3 separate regions of the Homo sapiens genome follow, and all the other regions are linked to region 1. A link is a contact called in ENCODE Hi-C or POLR2A ChIA-PET data. All regions are on one chromosome and are shown on one strand. Each heading gives the region's core, a stretch centred on a gene start or an enhancer-like site at or near the end of the contact. The rest is flanking DNA. Distances are from core to core; before and after follow the strand shown. Region 1 holds the start of SLFN5 (schlafen family member 5). Region 2 holds the start of GGNBP2 (gametogenetin binding protein 2). Region 3 overlaps LOC107985038 (a long non-coding RNA gene).

What was found. A loop is a pair of places that touch in the nucleus more often than their neighbours do. ChIA-PET counts read pairs that join two places held with the same protein, here RNA polymerase II (POLR2A). Pooled maps may share reads with other maps.
Region 2: a map of gastrocnemius medialis shows a loop between it and region 1 (12-fold over the local background). The contact joins the promoter of GGNBP2 here to the promoter of SLFN5 in region 1. A Hi-C loop is called at or near these places in 2 of 168 maps with a recorded cell type or tissue (gastrocnemius medialis and sigmoid colon), 4 of 37 single-sample maps with no recorded cell type and 17 of 50 pooled maps. POLR2A ChIA-PET finds 5 or more read pairs at or near these places in 2 of 52 experiments (HepG2 and RWPE1).
Region 3: a loop to region 1 is called in a pooled map, with 12 times the contacts of the local background. The contact joins the enhancer-like site here to the promoter of SLFN5 in region 1. A Hi-C loop is called at or near these places in 5 of 37 single-sample maps with no recorded cell type and 6 of 50 pooled maps.

What each region holds. Positions count from the first base shown.
Region 1 is chr17:35,239,276-35,244,321 of GRCh38, reverse strand. It overlaps SLFN5 (schlafen family member 5), which reads right to left and starts at 1,250. Exons shown (of 5, transcript NM_144975.4): 1 at 1,179-1,250. It overlaps LOC105371932, which reads left to right and starts at 171. Exons shown (of 4, transcript XM_047437262.1): 1 at 171-211; 2 at 1,103-1,400; 3 at 1,497-1,696; 4 at 2,352-4,279. The coding sequence starts at 171. The coding sequence ends at 2,799. RefSeq lists enhancers at 207-835, 809-918, 1,439-1,498.
Region 2 is chr17:36,542,254-36,547,299 of GRCh38, reverse strand. GGNBP2 (gametogenetin binding protein 2) reads right to left here and starts at 2,381. Exons shown (of 14, transcript NM_024835.5): 1 at 2,203-2,381; 2 at 1,483-1,681. The coding sequence starts at 1,575. It also overlaps a transcript of MYO19 not described here.
Region 3 is chr17:33,966,723-33,971,768 of GRCh38, reverse strand. All of the region lies in intron 1 of LOC107985038 (a long non-coding RNA gene), which reads left to right. It also overlaps a transcript of ASIC2 not described here. Among named protein-coding and RNA genes, the nearest start is that of LINC01989, 210 kb to the left of the region's middle. RefSeq lists enhancers at 3,476-3,525, 3,536-3,605, 3,626-3,695. Within about 2 kb of position 3,016, at least 2 of the 41 ENCODE cell types and tissues checked have a DNase peak (open chromatin) inside an H3K27ac peak, as active enhancers do.

The sequences.
Region 1 (5,046 bases), core at 1-2,500:
GACAAAGGATCCCCTTCTGGTGCAACCGAGCCCCTCAAGATTTCAGCACCCCAACATTTTTAGTGATGAAACCATGAAAATTCCGATGAGGCCCTTGCTTATTTGCATATGTTAACTACCCACTTTTTGCCCAATATTCCTTTTTCTAGCAATATAATTATAAACTGCTGATGCACCGTTTCTTTGTCAAGCAGGAGGATATAGCTTCAGAGTCAAGAAAAAAATTTTGCAGAAGGAATGAATGCCTTTAAGGGCATTGTGACCAGCTGCTGACGCCCAGAAGTCTGGTGGTTCAAGATGTAATCTGAGACGAAGAAAGACTTTTCCCCGAGGTTCCCTGAAATTCCCCCTCCCTTACTTCCTGGTCTCATAAAAACTCCCCACTACTTCTTTTTGTTAGGGTGGATTTGAGAGATCTTGACCTCTTGCCTTCTCGCTTTGGCCAAATGGAATAAATCTTCCTCTGTCTCCAAGCATCTGTGTGTCAGTGTTTGGCATCAACAGCACATCAGGTTCCTGAGCCTGAATTTGGGCTTCGACAACTCGGGCTCCCGGGACACATGCAAGAGGGAAACGGAATCACACCGCAGTCTCAGCCACTGCGGATATGACCAACTAGGGCTCTAGTTAGTCACTGTATGGGGGATACAGGGCTTTGTGGGCTACCCTAGTAGCCTGCCCCTGTTGTTACAGTTTGAAGACTGACGTTCCAAGCCAGGGGCTTATAGGCAAGCCTCTGGAACAAAGCCTCTTGTAATAGACTGGACATTGGCCCTATTTGTCCCCAGGCCACAACCCATTTAACTTCATCCTCGGGAGCCCCGATTTCGTCGTTTTCCCTTAAGTCCTTCGTGCTCCTGAACCGTGGGGAAATGTTGCCAGGTTTGGTTTGCTAAGATGTAGGCTGCGCTGGGTCGGCGCCTCTCCCTCCTCCCCAGCTCGCCCCGCGTTCCGAACCTCCCAGCTCCCGGGTCCTCTGCCACTAGCTGTCGTTGGAGGTGCTCCTGAGTCAACAAACTAAATCTCCCCAGCGGGAAAGACTCTCTCCCGGCAGCGCCCAGACCTGGGGAGCTGCAGTCGCCGCACCTTGTCTTCACCACAGCCCAATAGGAGAACCCGCGCAGACCGGGGGGAGGTTTGGGGAAGGCCTGGGCAAAGAAGCGCGGGGGATTCATTACCCGCTGGGTTCTCCTCGGCAGCGCGTCTCCCTCCGGGAGCAGGCAACGGAGCCTCCCAAGTCCAGAGCAGAGAACCTGACCCGGCGGGATCCCGGGCTTATATCAGCTGAGTTCCGTGACACCTCCCGGGGCGGGACATCGCGCAGGAGACAGACAGAGGTACAGCCCAATCGCATCGTTACGTGGAGCCGGAAGCCCACTCTTGCAACTACAACAGTCTTGGTAAACCTTGGGTGGACTGGGGAGAACTGAGGAGGGGAAGCGCTTTTTTGTTGCTTCTCTGTGTTTTCTATTTTATTTTATTTATTTTATTTTTAGATTTTCAGTTCTTATTTCACCCAGGGAAGGAGACCTGGGTATCCACCCCATGTCCTCCAGAGAACTTCCCTGGCCCCGCTCGGAGTCTTCCTGGGACGCCACAGGCTCGGAGAGCGCTCCGCAGGTTTCTCCCCCGGCGCCTCCAAATCTTTCGATTCCTACTCGAATTACTCCGTCAGCTGCTGGAAGAGGGGCAAGGGGTATGGCGAGACGCGTTGGTACATGGGGCACTGGGGGGAAGGGAAAGCCTCCCTCCTTCTCCTAGTAATTCGAGAATGTTGCGTCCGCCTCCTTTCTTTTGCTGGCGCTAGGGGCTCGGACCAGCACCTGCCAGGCATAGGTGTGGCCACTGGGGCGAAACCTGGCAGGCTCTGGAAACAGCGTTTTACTGACAGGAAAGAGAAACTGTTCTTTGTATTCATCACCCACCGCAGACTTCCTCACGCCCGGGTCTTAGGCGGGGCTGTCAGATTTCAGTGTGTTTCTCTTAATTCTAGTACTAAATTTGTACTGGGCGCTGGCGAAGGGCCTGGCTCCGCCACGCGCGGCCCTCTCGAACTGCCCGTGGGTACGGCGCGCGCTGCTGCCCTGTGTGGCCTGTGCGGGGAACCCGAGGGCCGAAGTGGGCCCCGCCGCAGCACAGGGGGACAAGAGAACCAGGAGCGGGCTGCCTGGGGGCAGATTCGAACCCGTGCTCCCAGCGGATAGAAGTAGCACTTGGGGACTCCTAAAATATTCAGCCCAATCCTGATTCCAGCTGCCCTCTCTAGGCACCTTTCCTCTACCCTTCTTCCAGTTTACAATTCTGGTGAGTAGATGTTTCTCTATCTCTTCTCTTCCAACTCCTGCGCCCAGAGCCAGGAGGACTTCTGGAGCCCGCCCAGCAAGACCCTCTCTCTCCCATCTTCTGCTCAAGGGCTCGAGGTCTCAGTGGACAGAGCTGAAGAAAAGCCGTCTATGGAGCCTGCGCCAGGCGCAGACTGGGTCGTCGCAGTCTGGGTCGTCGCAGTCTGGGCCGGGGCGCTGGAAGTCTTACTCACTTCTCAAGAACCCGCAAGGGATCAGGCCTGACCCTTTGCAAGTGACAGAATCCAAAGCTTTGAGCTCATGGGAAAGTGGCTGGAAAGAAGGTCACTGTAGGGCCGCACAGGTCTCTGGCGAGGCTACCCAAGAACATTTAAATCCCTGCCCAGAGAAGAAGAGGCTCCAGCTGTCCTGCACCTTCCTGGGAACTGGCAGTCCCTCCGCGCAGGGGTTCTGCAGCGACCGGCAGCGCGAGGAGACAAGGATGGTGGCCAGTTAACAGAAAATCAAGGCAGCGGGAAAGGTCTGGAAAACACCACCTACTATCACCTCTGGAGCCTGGGATTATGGGATAAGTTTTCGATTTTTAAATGTATTGTCAAATAGCTAAAGTACACGGAAAGTGCGAAATAATAGTAAATTGAACACCTGTGTATTCACCACACAGCTTAAGCAATAACATTAGCAATATTTGGGTACCCAGCTGGTCTCATTCCCTCATTCCACTTGTCCCCTACTCACCTGATAGCCAGTACAATTTTATGAATTTAAAGTTACTAATTCCCATGCAACTGTTTATACTTTTAGTAAATGTGTTTATGTCCCTCATCAACACATGACACTGATTCAACACATGTATATGCGTTTAAGCTGCATGTAAATGGCATCATGTTGGCCAGGTGCAGTTACTCACGACTGTAATTCCAGCACTTTGGAAGGCTGAGAGGGAAGACGGCTTGAGGCCCAGAGTTTGAGACCAGCCTGGGCAACATAGCAAGACCCTATCTCTAAAAAAAAAAAATTGTTTGTTTGTTTGTTTGTTTGTTTGAGACGGAGTCTTGCTGTGTCACTCAGGCTGGAGTGCAGTGGCGCAATCTCGGCTTGCTGCAATGTCGGCCTCCGGGGTTCAAGCAATTCTCCTGCCTTGGCCTCCCAAGTAGCTGGGACTACAGGCACATCCCACCACGCCCAGCTGATTTTTGTATTTTTAGTAGAGACAAGGTTTCACCATATTGGCCATGCTGGTCTACGAACTCTTGACCTCATGATCTGCCTGCCTCGGCTTTCCAAAGTGCTGGAATTACAGGTGTGAGCCCCCGCGCCCAGCCAAAAAAATTGTTTTAAATTAGCTGGGTGTGGTGGTGCCTGCCTATGAAGTCCCAGCTACTCAGGAGGCTGAAGTGGGAAGATGGCTTGAGCCCAGGAGTTGAAGGATGCTATGAGCTCTGATTGTGCCACTGCACCCCTGCATGGGCAATAGAGTGAGACCCTGTCTCTTTAAAAAAAAAAAAAAAAGTATCATATTGTATGTGTTCTGTAGAACTTGCTCCCACACTTTAACATTTTGCTTTAAAGATTTGTTCATGTACTTAGATCATTCCTTTTCACTGCTTTATGAGCTGAATCATTTCTGCTCTTCTTTCCATCCATACCCATTGGTCTCCAAAGTATCCAGGCCTCCCCAAAAGTTCCTGCAGGAGACCTCAGTTCCACTGGCTTTCAGGTCATTATTGTTCCAGCACTACTTCTCCATTTCTGGTTCCAGCCCTTCTCTCCCACATTCTCAAGCTTCTAGAGGGTCATAAGAGAGGAAAAACGCCAAATGCCTTTGATAAAATGTTGCCTTTCCAGTGGTATGCATGTTTGTGTGGAGTGGGAGGGAAGTGAGGGCAGATGTGACTTACTCTCAGCATTAATTCAAGTTTAAAAGTAAAATCTTTAGGTTTGCCTTGTCCAGTAAAAAATGCCAAGAGCCATAACTGCTCATTCTCTCTCTCTCTCTCTCTTCTCTCTCTCTCCTCTCTCTCTCTCTCTCATACACACACTTGGTTAATGCAATATTTACGTTGTTTTTGCTTCAACAAACTAAAGAGGAGAAGAGAGTTGGTAGGTTAAAGGGGCAGGTTATTCTTTTTTTTTTTTTTTTTTTTGAGGCAGAATCTCGCTTTGTCACCCAGGCTGGAGAGCAGTGGCTCGATCTTGGCTCGCTGCAAGCTCTACCTCCCAGGTTCATGCCATTCTCCTGCCTCAGCCTCCTGAGTAGCTGGGACTACAGGTGCCCGCCACCACACCCAGCTATTTTTTTTTTTTTTGTATTTTTAGTAGAGACGGGGTTTCACTGTGTTAGCCAGGATGGTCTCAGTCTCCTGACCTCATGTTCCGCCCGCCTCGGCCTCCCAAAGTGCTGGGATTACAGGCGTGAGCCACTGTGCCCGGCCAAAGGGGCATGTTATCTTATTAAGGGCAGGCAGTCTCTCACAGAAAGAATCACTGTATTAGTGTAGGGAGAATCACTGCCTAGGTCAGCCGTGTGTCAATGACCTGTGTCACTGTCCTCAGTCTGCACAGTGAGACTGGAGGCTGCATGCCATGGTCTACAGATCCCTCACTACAGAAAATTTGCTTCAGCATTCTCCGTGAGAGTCACAGGGAGATTGATTATGGGGGTCAATGCTCAATGGCATCATGGCTGGCCAAGCTTTTTGCAGAAACTTTTACTAGGGGACTGAGGATTATAGCAGCAAGC
Region 2 (5,046 bases), core at 1,132-3,631, 1.3 Mb before region 1:
GAAAAGTGTTTATGTTAGCAGGGGAGAGAAGAAAGAAAATATCAACAAATGAATCCCTATCTGAAGTCCAAACTGAGAAATGCATTATTTAATATGATCACAGTGCTAGTTTCAACTATTTAAAAATACAAGTCCATTATACTTCTAATGCAAAAAGTACAGAAATCATAATCAAGACACACAATTTCTAATGCATCAACACTATTTACTTTATGTCAGAACAAATCATTCTACCTTTTTTCATGAAAAATAAATGCACTTGAATAATTAGAAATGCTGTCACTTAAAAACTTCTAATAAATTAAGTCATTCAATAGCTCTTCTAATCCTTTTTAAAGTACTGCAGCTCAATCAAGTCTTAATTGAGACTGGCAAGCATAAAGGCATAGACTGGCATCTCTACAATGACTTGCATTTTACATAAAATTTGAAAAAACTTCGGTAGATATTTGCAAAAAAAAATATTGAGGAACAAAACTGATCAACTGCCTTTGATAGCAAAAGAATACTGATGAGATGAAGAGACTTAGGTGCACCTTATCGAAATAAGCAAATGTATAATCCAAAGCTTCAGCATCATCAAAACGCAGATTTCAAAAGATATTCGGAAAAGGTTAATTTCATTTCTTAAGTGGCAAGCAACTGCACTCATTTCCTGTTCAGATTCAATTCAAATTTCAGCCATTTCCTTTTAAAGGAAACAGTACAGCAACATAGGGCAGAGGGTCGATAATGCTACACTACCAAATCTAAAGAATAAAGTACCCGGAACTGGGTCTTGACACTCAAGATGAGCAATCAGCTTTTTATAGTACTCTTACACATTCAATAATTTGGCTTCCTTTAAAAAAAAAAAAGTCCACCTGTAAACTAAATAATGCGAAGAAAGCCCGTTTTGAAGAAAGGGCCTAGCAATACAATCATTTCAAGAGTTTTAATGCATTAGGCAATACGAGACTATTTACAACGAAATCAAACCATTTTAGTGGAATCTTGACTGTGCACGAGCATGTCACTCTGCCCCCAGTAATTAAGCTTATGTGGTGAGAGCTACCAGTATTAAAACAGAAAATACACAGGTAGCAGTGCAGCTGCGACATTACCAGGTAATTAAGCCTCCCCGAGGGTAGGTGGTTTCTGTATGGGGTAGGCCCTAAACGCCCAAGATCCTTCAACCCCTCTCTGAGATGTGTGCTTTGACAAAAGCAGCGTCTCCTAAAGGGAAAGGGTCAAGGAATAAGGTTCCAAAAGAAGGAAAATCTGGAGAGAGGGAGTGCGTACGGAGCTCTGGGCTTGGGGCCGACAGAGGTTACCGAGCCACCCACTGCAAAGGCGAGTTTGTGGGGCCTGCTGAAGAGAAGGCCTCGCCTAGGAGTTGCAACACACTCTTTCTCCAGTGCGCAGCGCTCGGCCTGGGGGAGGGGGAGGAGGGGAAACAGCTGCCAGGGGAGCGGCGGGCCCAGCCCGGCCCGGCCCGCTCACCGTCAGGGTGTCGTCTATGTAGAGGGGAATCTGCCTCCTCTCGAAGGGGAACTCCTCCTCCCCGTCCCTGCACACTGCCACGAGTCGCGCCATCGTCCCCGACGCTGCCGTTGCCACCGTCACCACCTCCTCCCAGCTGCCGCCGCCGCCGCCGCTGCTGTTTCTGCCGCCGCCGCTGCCGCCTCCTCCCAGCTCCTGCCTGCAACAGCCAAACCCCGCGAGCGTAAGCACCCGCCGCTGCGCAGCACATTCGCCACGGGGGGCAGGGAGCGGAGCGGGAGGGTACGGGAGAGCCGGGCTGCGTTTCCCATCACCCGATTCCACACACGCTCAGCCAATCAGCGCCCAGCGCCGCCGGGACCCGCCCCCCTCGCGCCGCGCTCCCTCCCTCTCTCCCGCCCGCCCGCCCGCCCGCCGGCCTCCAGTCAGGGTCCAAAGGAGAGGCGGAAGGGACCGGCCTGCCGGGGGCTTCCCCGCCCGCTGCAGGAGTCCCGGCCCCAGGACCCCACCCCTGGCCTGGGCCCCGCAGCCTGTTCCCCGCCGCCCGCCGCCCGGGTGCCCTCTGCCCCCAACTGACCCCTTCTCCCCGCTTCTGGGCGCACCCCGCCCAGTCGGCCCCAGGACTGCAGTTGCCCAGCGCGACCCCGCCCCTGGGAGGGATCGACCCCGCAGCGGCTCTGCGGAGTCCAGGGAACGGGGAGGCTCAGACCCTTTCCTCACCCTTCTCGGAGGAGGCTGTCGGTTCCGACCTTCACCGTTTTCGTGGTCGCCTCGCTAACTCCCACCTCTGCTCCCTGTTACTGGCTGACGAGGCCCGCGTCAGGGCCGGCGTGGGCGGGAGCGCAGCTCCGAATGTCGTTTCCTCTACGGGCAGTCAGCCGCTCGCGCCGCGGGGAGTGGAAGAAGGAGGGCGGGGGACGAGGGGAAGGTGGGGCCGGGCGGGGTCGGGCGCCGGGCGGGACCCACGTCCTCTCGCGAGACTGGGGCTGGCCGCGCTGGGGACCCCGCTGGAGAAATTTGCGCCCAGAGGGTGCGGGGCCGCCCTGGCCGTCCCGCCCGTGGGCCCGGCGCCCTTCTCGGAGCCCAGCCATTCCGCTAGACCCGAACTAGGACTGGTAGGAGGGGTGATCGGCCCAACCTCAGGCCCCAGCCGCGGGCCGGGAAGGCTTCCCCACGGACGAGGGGCAAGCCCCTCGACGTCAGGGTGTCGTCTATGTAGAGGGGAATCTGCCTCCTCTCAAAGGGGAATTCTTTCAGCGAGTCAAGCCCGTCTGATTCGGGGCTGACTCAGGGCAGAGGCCCAGAGAGGACCTGGATAGGTTGCGAGAAGTCGAGATCAGAGGGGGCGGAAGGCAGTGAGAAAAGGGAGACGAGCATCGGGGGGTGAGAGACAAACTCAGGTCTGGCTCTTGGCCCTTGACGCCACTGAATTCGCTTCCCACGGTGGGAAGAGGAGAAAAGGGCCCTGACACCGCGGCTCGCCAGGGGCCCGCTGCGTAGCTGCATCCCGATCCCGCTGAGGGGACAGCAAATAGTGAAGTGCTGATAGCTTGTGGTTGTCGTTACACTGGAAGGAAATAGAAAACCGGACAGTGGTGTGTGTGTGTGCGTCTTGGCCAAAGGAACTTCTTGGGCTGGGTTAATGTGAGCAGGTACTCCCTTGGGCGAAGTACTGGCACTGGCCAACGGCCTTTCCCTCTGGCCGTCTCCGAGGAAGCAGAGCTGCTGTGAAGACAGTTCCTCTCGCCACCGTGTGTTCAGTTCTGACCTTGAAGGTTTTGGAGGTCTGTTGTGAAGATATTTAGCCTATGAAAGTCCTGGTGATCTGAAGGACAGATCAATTTACTGCTCTATTTCCTGGAGCTGTGATACCTTTAAAAAAAGTATTTTGGGTCGGGCATGGTGGCTCACGCCTGTAATCCCAGCACTTTGGGAGGCCGAGGTGGGTGGATCACCTGAGGGTCAGGAGTTTGAGACCAGCCTGACCAATATGATGAAACCCCCGTCTCTACTAAAAATACAAAAATTAGCCGGGCGTGGTGGCATGTACCTGTAATCCCAGCTACTAGGGAGGCTGAGACGGGACAATCACTTGAACCCGGGAGGCGGAGGTTGCAGTGAGCCCAGATCGCGCCATTGCACTGCAGCCTGGGCAACAAGAGCGAAACTCCATCTCAAAACAAAATAAAGTATTTTGGTTATCACATGGAGTCTTAGAGATTCACAACAAATAACCCATAGTGCACCCTTAGCCATGTTGACTTAGTACATTGTGTGGTCATTGTTAGGGTCGGTGACATAATAAACGAAGAACCATTGTTCATTCCCGAAGGTGTCATTACCCGGCAAATATTTATGTCTTCTGGGCCGGGGTCATGGCTCACGCCGGTAATCCCAGCACTTTAGGAGGCGAGGTGGGTGGATTACTTGAGGTCAGGAGTTCGAGACTGGCCTGACCAACATGGTGAAACCCAGTCTCTACTAAAAATACAAAATTAGCCGAGCGTGGTGGCGCACGCCTGTTATCCCAGCTACTCGGGAGGCTGAGGCAAGAGAATCGCTTGAACCCGGGAGGCAGAGGTTGCAATGATCCGAGATCGCGCCATTGTGCTCCGGCCTGGGCGACGAGTGAAACTACGTCTCAAAAAAAAATTTTTTTTATGTCTTCTGGCCATGTTAGCAGAGTAGAAGAGTGAGTATTAGCTTGAATCTAATACGTATGTATGATGTTCATATACATAGCCAAAATTTGGACATTTTTAGAGAATCTTGCGTTTTATGTAAAAAACAAAACAAAAACCAGGACGGGGGCGGCGGCTAACACCTGTAATCCCAAGACTTTGGGAGGCCAAGGCGGGCGGGTCACTTGAGGTCAGGAGTTCGAGACGAGCCTGGGCAACATGGAGAAAACCTGTCTCTACTAAAAATACAAAAATCAGCTGGGCGTGGTGGCGAGCACTTTTAATTCCAGCTACTCCGGAGGCTGAGGCAGAAGAATCGCTTGAACCGGGAAGGCGGAAGTTGCAGTGAGCCAAGATACTGTGGCCTTCAGTATCTAGAGGTGCTCCTACAGTGGTACATCAATTAATGTACCCACTTTAAACCTTTTTTTTTTTTTTGAGACGGAGTCTCACTCTGTCGCCCAGGCTGGAGTGCAGTGGCGCTATCTCGGCTCACTGCAAGCTCCGCCTCCCGGGTTCATGCCATTCTCCTGCCTCAGCCTCCCGAGTAGCTGGGACTACAGGCGCCTGCCACCACGCCCAGCTAATTTTTTGTGTTTTTATTAGAGACGGGGTTTCATCGTGTCAGCCAGGATGGTCTTGATCTCCTGACCTCTTGATCCGCCCGCCTCGGCCTCCCAAAGTGCTGGGATTACAGGCGTGAGCCAACGTGCCCAGCCTAAACCTTTTAGACTTCATTAGGATTCTGGTTGGTAAAGAACATTAAAAATGACAAGCTCATTATATAGGTGCTAATTTTAATTACTTTGACTACTGAACACACGCCAGGTACTAACAAAGAAGGGAGTATTCACCCTGGGGATTTAAATCTGTGAAAAGGTAT
Region 3 (5,046 bases), core at 1,767-4,266, 1.3 Mb after region 1:
TTTGAGTCCCAGCTCTGTATAATCTTATCAAAGCCTCTTAATCTTTTTGGGTTATAATTTTTTTTTCACAAATACAGATGAAATAGGTAGATTCGTAGGTAGAAAATGTTCTAATTCTGTGTTTGTGTGTCCTTACATGTATATGGGCATGTCCTGACACAATCTTGCATTTCCAAAGAGTTCATTCCAGCAAAAGTCATCCCTTGCTTCTTCCCCACCTCTCTTCTCTTCAGAGGAATGTTCATTATGCATGAATGGGAGGGCAGGGACAGGGATTCACAAACTGTCACTTTCAGGAGCTGGTGTGTGAGCGTATGTTTGTGTATGCATTTGTGTGTGTGCATATGTGTGAAATGTTCTCCTGGTTGCCTTTAGACTTGCCGTTGCTCTTCTCCAGGTGCCAAATATTCTCTCAAGCCTTCTGAAGGTTGCAGCAGGGGCCAGGCCAGAGAACAGAGGTTTCTCTGCTTCTGCTTGGTGTTTTATCGTGTTTTGACCAGGTAGGCTACTGCACTGACAACCCAGGAAACGAAGGCAGGAGAGCTGGTGTGCCGCTAGCACAGCCGGCTTGGAGCCCCACTGTCTTTGGATTCTGTGCTCAGCCGGCTTCTGTATTTGGCTGTGAATCATTTCTGCTGGAGGACTGCGTGCCACTGTGTGCCCTTTGAGTGGTGTGCGCATTGCACACGCATCCTGGAGGGAAGCATAAAGAAATGGGAGTGGAGGAAGCAGCCCAGAGGAGAAATGCAACCCTGTTACGCCCAAGTTTGGCTTCTCAGATTTGATGGATGATAGGTATAGCAAAGGCAGGCTGGCTACCTCTTTTGCAGGACTGAAGGGCGATGAATCTGCTGTCAGCACGAGTGACTCAGACACCTGGGTTTGTTCTGAGCATCTCCCCTTGCCTGTTGGGGGAAGATTTCTCAGCCCCCACTTCACCCCCACCTTTCACCAGATGCCACCAGGGTTAATGATGAAAGCAAGTAGTTTGGAGTCAGCCTGGACACCTTTCCCTGCTGGCTCTGCGTGTGCTCACCGCATTTCTTAGGATAATTGCATAGCCTCAATGAGTGCTTACAACTCTTCACAAAAACTCCTTGTTGAGTTAGCCTTAAATCTCCCTGGGTCTGTGTTAGGGGCTGGTCTGATAAATCCTCCTCCTTGGCCTCTGGGACCCAGGTTGGAGTGGAGGCCGCTGGAGCCAAAGCTGCCTAACTTCCCTGTCTTTTGCGGTTCCCATAGTCCAACTGTGATGCCACGGCTGCTGCTTAACTTCCTCTGCCCATAGATCAGGGCTTGGCTCAGCAGGGGAGCAGTGTGTTTCACAGCTGGGTGTGGGCACTGCCTGTCTCTGGGATGTGTTCCAAGTGCAGCATCCCACTAGGCAGAGACCAAGGAGAGCGTGGCCTGGTCAAGATGCATCCACAGCTCCAGAAGTTTAAGTGGGGTGCTGCCTGGGCTTCGAGAATGAGGAAAGGTATCCAACTACCCCACTGGTTCTCACCTGGGGGCAACTTTGCCACCCAGGGGACATTTGATAATGTCTGGAAACAAGTTTTGTTGTCATAATGAAAGGTGCTACTGGCATCTAGTGGGTAGAGGCCAGGGACGCTGCTTAGCATCCTACAATCCACAGAGCAGCTCCCTACAACAAAGAATTAATGAGCCCAAAATGTCAATAGTTCAGAGACTGAGAAACACTGCTAGCCTCAGAACTGCCGAGGAAATAGGCACGTTGAGATAAACAAGACTTTGCATTGCTAGATCCTAATGGTACCGGCAGCTGTGTGGTGTAAGACAGCTTGGACCATGAGTGGGCCTTTCCTTTCCCTCTTCCCCCAGACCCCTAGCCCAGAGTGGAAAGTTACATATCGGAGGCCTAGCGAGGCAGGTGCTGTTGGTGCCTCACCTGTATCCCCTTGGCACTCACCATGGCAGTAGCTGCCGATGACATTCTACAACAAGCACCTGGGACTCTCCACTTCTCTGCCCCAGGGCTTTTTCTCAGCCCACAAGCAGGACAGAGCAGAAGTGCCCTGGAGTTCCTGCCCCCAGGAATGGCCCTCTGTCATTGATGATGGGAGCTGGAGAATAGGTACAGCTCCCGTCCCTCGGGTGAGACAACTCTGCAGCATGTTCACATTGTCGCCCAGAGACCCCAGTGGGACGGAGCCTCAATTGTCCACAATAGTAATGGGCTCATTAATGCACCCTGCATTGCTTCCTGCCTTCCCCTTTCTTGTTCCCCAGATCCTCTGCTGATGTCACTTGGGACCACCTTGCAGATAGACTACTTCATTCCTTGTGACTGAGCCTGCTTGTGAGACAGCCCAGCCCAAGAGAAGCAGCCATATCCTTGTGCCTGCAGGAACCAACATCGTCTGTGCTAGGTTATGTGTTTACTCATTTGCTTACATCCTCCATTCATTCATTCATTTTGTCAGCCCACAACATTTACTGAGCATTGGCTATGTACCAGAAATTGAGAATTTCATACTCATATAGAGAAGGGGAAACTGAGGCTCTGAGATAAACATACACTTCTTCAAAGTCCCCCAAGAAGCGAGGGACCAAAACTAGAATATAAAGTCAAATGCATCTTATGCCTAATCTTACTACTGGTTGTTTCTCAACGGGCCATGCTTGTAATTACCTGGAGAGTCTTATGCAAATACAGACGTCTGAACCCCACTCCAGAATCAATTACTGTCTTTAGCACTGGGCCCGGGCCTCTGTGTTTTTTTAAAACTCACTGCCATCCGCCCCACACACATTGTCTGACTCAGGATGCAGCAAGGGAGAGGAATGGAGGCTCTTCTGTAACTGGGGCTGAAACTAAAGGCTGACCACCCTTCACCACCTGTCACAAGCCCCCTGTCCCCTTGGGGAAGTTGGCATCCTGTGGGGCAGGCCAGCTCCCTGTTGTTGACTTGACATCTTTGCTGAGTCATCTTGCCAAATTCCACCTAGACAGGCTGTGCTGTGGTTTCACTGCTTGTTTGATGATTGGGGTTTCCTGTCCTGCCATATGGTGAGTCCCTGTAAGGCATGGCGGTAATGGGGCCGCACACTGGCAGATGGGCGCTTCCTGACCCAGAAGCCCAACGGAGCTGAAGCCCCCAACTTCACTCTCACCTCTACCTGCTCCCTGGAAGGGTCAGAGATTGAGGTATTTCAGGCTAAATATAGAGGCAGGCCATTAAGAAACAGCATCTCCTCCCCTCTCCCCAATCTCTCTGGGCTTTCCATGTGATGGTTTAATTGCTCCTGCAATCTGTTCCGTTTCTCCCTTGCAGTGCGGGAAAAGCAGCAGCCACAGCCCATGGTGAGAAGCTGCTTTCAGAGATGGGAACAGCTTTTAAGAGGAAGAAGGAAGCTTCAGGTCTCAGAACACAGTTGCAGGCGGGCTTTATTTTTAGAGGTCTCCGCAGAGATTCTGCCCCCTGTTCAGGTCTCGCCAGACACCAGGCCTGGCTTTGGAATTGGGGGTTGGGGGGCAGGCACCGTTTTATTTGGATCAGTGTAGCAGGAAGGGCACTGGGCTTGAAGTCAGGCAAACTTGTGAGAAAGTCATTTAACCTCAAGGACAGGAAATGCCACTCGCTCTGGCAACATGGGGATGTGGAGGAAGGGAGGGAGCACAGTAGATGGCACACAGTAAGCCCAGAGTGTGGGTCTGCCACCCTTGGCACAATACGGGTATTGACAAGAGTCTTGGGCTCATTAGTTGTGTGGCCTTGGTTTTCACATCTGTAAAATGGGGGTAATAATAGCAGCTGCTTCCAGGACTGGCTACATAGTTTGCAGGGCCCTGAACAGAATGACAATGTGAGGCCCCGAGTTGAAAAAGCTTTAACAATTTCCACACAGTGAGAGCAGAGCATTAAACCAGGCATGGGAGCACAGCCTTCTGAGCACAGGGCCCTGTGCAACTACACATCTTGTCACATCTTGTCTACTCACAGGGGTGTGGTGAGGAATTAATGAGACACTGCATGTCAAGTGCTTCTGACACTGGCAGCCTTTATTACTACTACTAATTGAGCATCAGATATACTGTCGAGAGCAGTGTTACCCATTTTGCTATGGCGTATATTAGAGGGAGAAATAGATTAAGATGGAATTTCATGGTGTCTCCAATGGCAAGCTATAGTTAGGACTTTATAAGGTAACAGTGGGGTGTAACTGAAGACTTTTGAGCCACCTTCAAAGTTGTGTTTAAGAATTCGAATCAGGCCAGGCGTGATGGCTTATACCTGTAATCCTGGCACTTTGGGAGGCTGAGGGGGGTGGATTGCTTGAGTTTCGGAGTTCAAGATTAGTCTGGGCTATGTGGAGAAACCACGTCTTTCAAAAAATACAAAAGTTAGCCATGCATGGTAGTGCATGCCTATAGTTCTAGCTACTTGGGAGGCTGAGGTGGAAAGATTGCTTTAGCCTGGGAGGTTCAGGCTGCAGTGAGCTGAGACTGTACCACTGTACTCCAGCCTAGACCACAGTGCAAGACCCTCTCTCTCTCTCAGAAAAAAAGAATTCTAATCAGAACATTAGGTGGGTAATAGGGAATGGTGGTTGGGGGGTGGGTGCTGAAGAGAGGGTACTGCCTGAATATGAGTATTGTGGGAAAAGTAAATAAATAAATAGAGACACCAAAGAAATCCTTCCTGGGTCACTGAAGAGAGGTGCTATGCGTAAACTCAGAGAACCAGGAAAAGGAGAGTTGGGGTGGAGCGAGTTGCTTTTGGCGACATAGAGTGTGAGGTGTCACTGGGACCACTGTGGATGGATATAAAACAGGACACTAGAAACAGGGGAGCAGGGCCCACATTTGGGCTAGGAGGAAGACTGGGGTGGGTGCGGGGGGTCATGGAGACCTGTATGGAAACGACTGATGTACCAGAATAGATAAAATTATCAGTGCAAAGCACATTTCCAGATTGCGGAAGCTAAGGATAAAACAGAGCCGGAAATCAACTCTGTATAAAATTAGCAAGTGAAGCTGAGAGCTTTGAACTGATCTGAGAACAGAAGGAGTCAAAGAAGCAG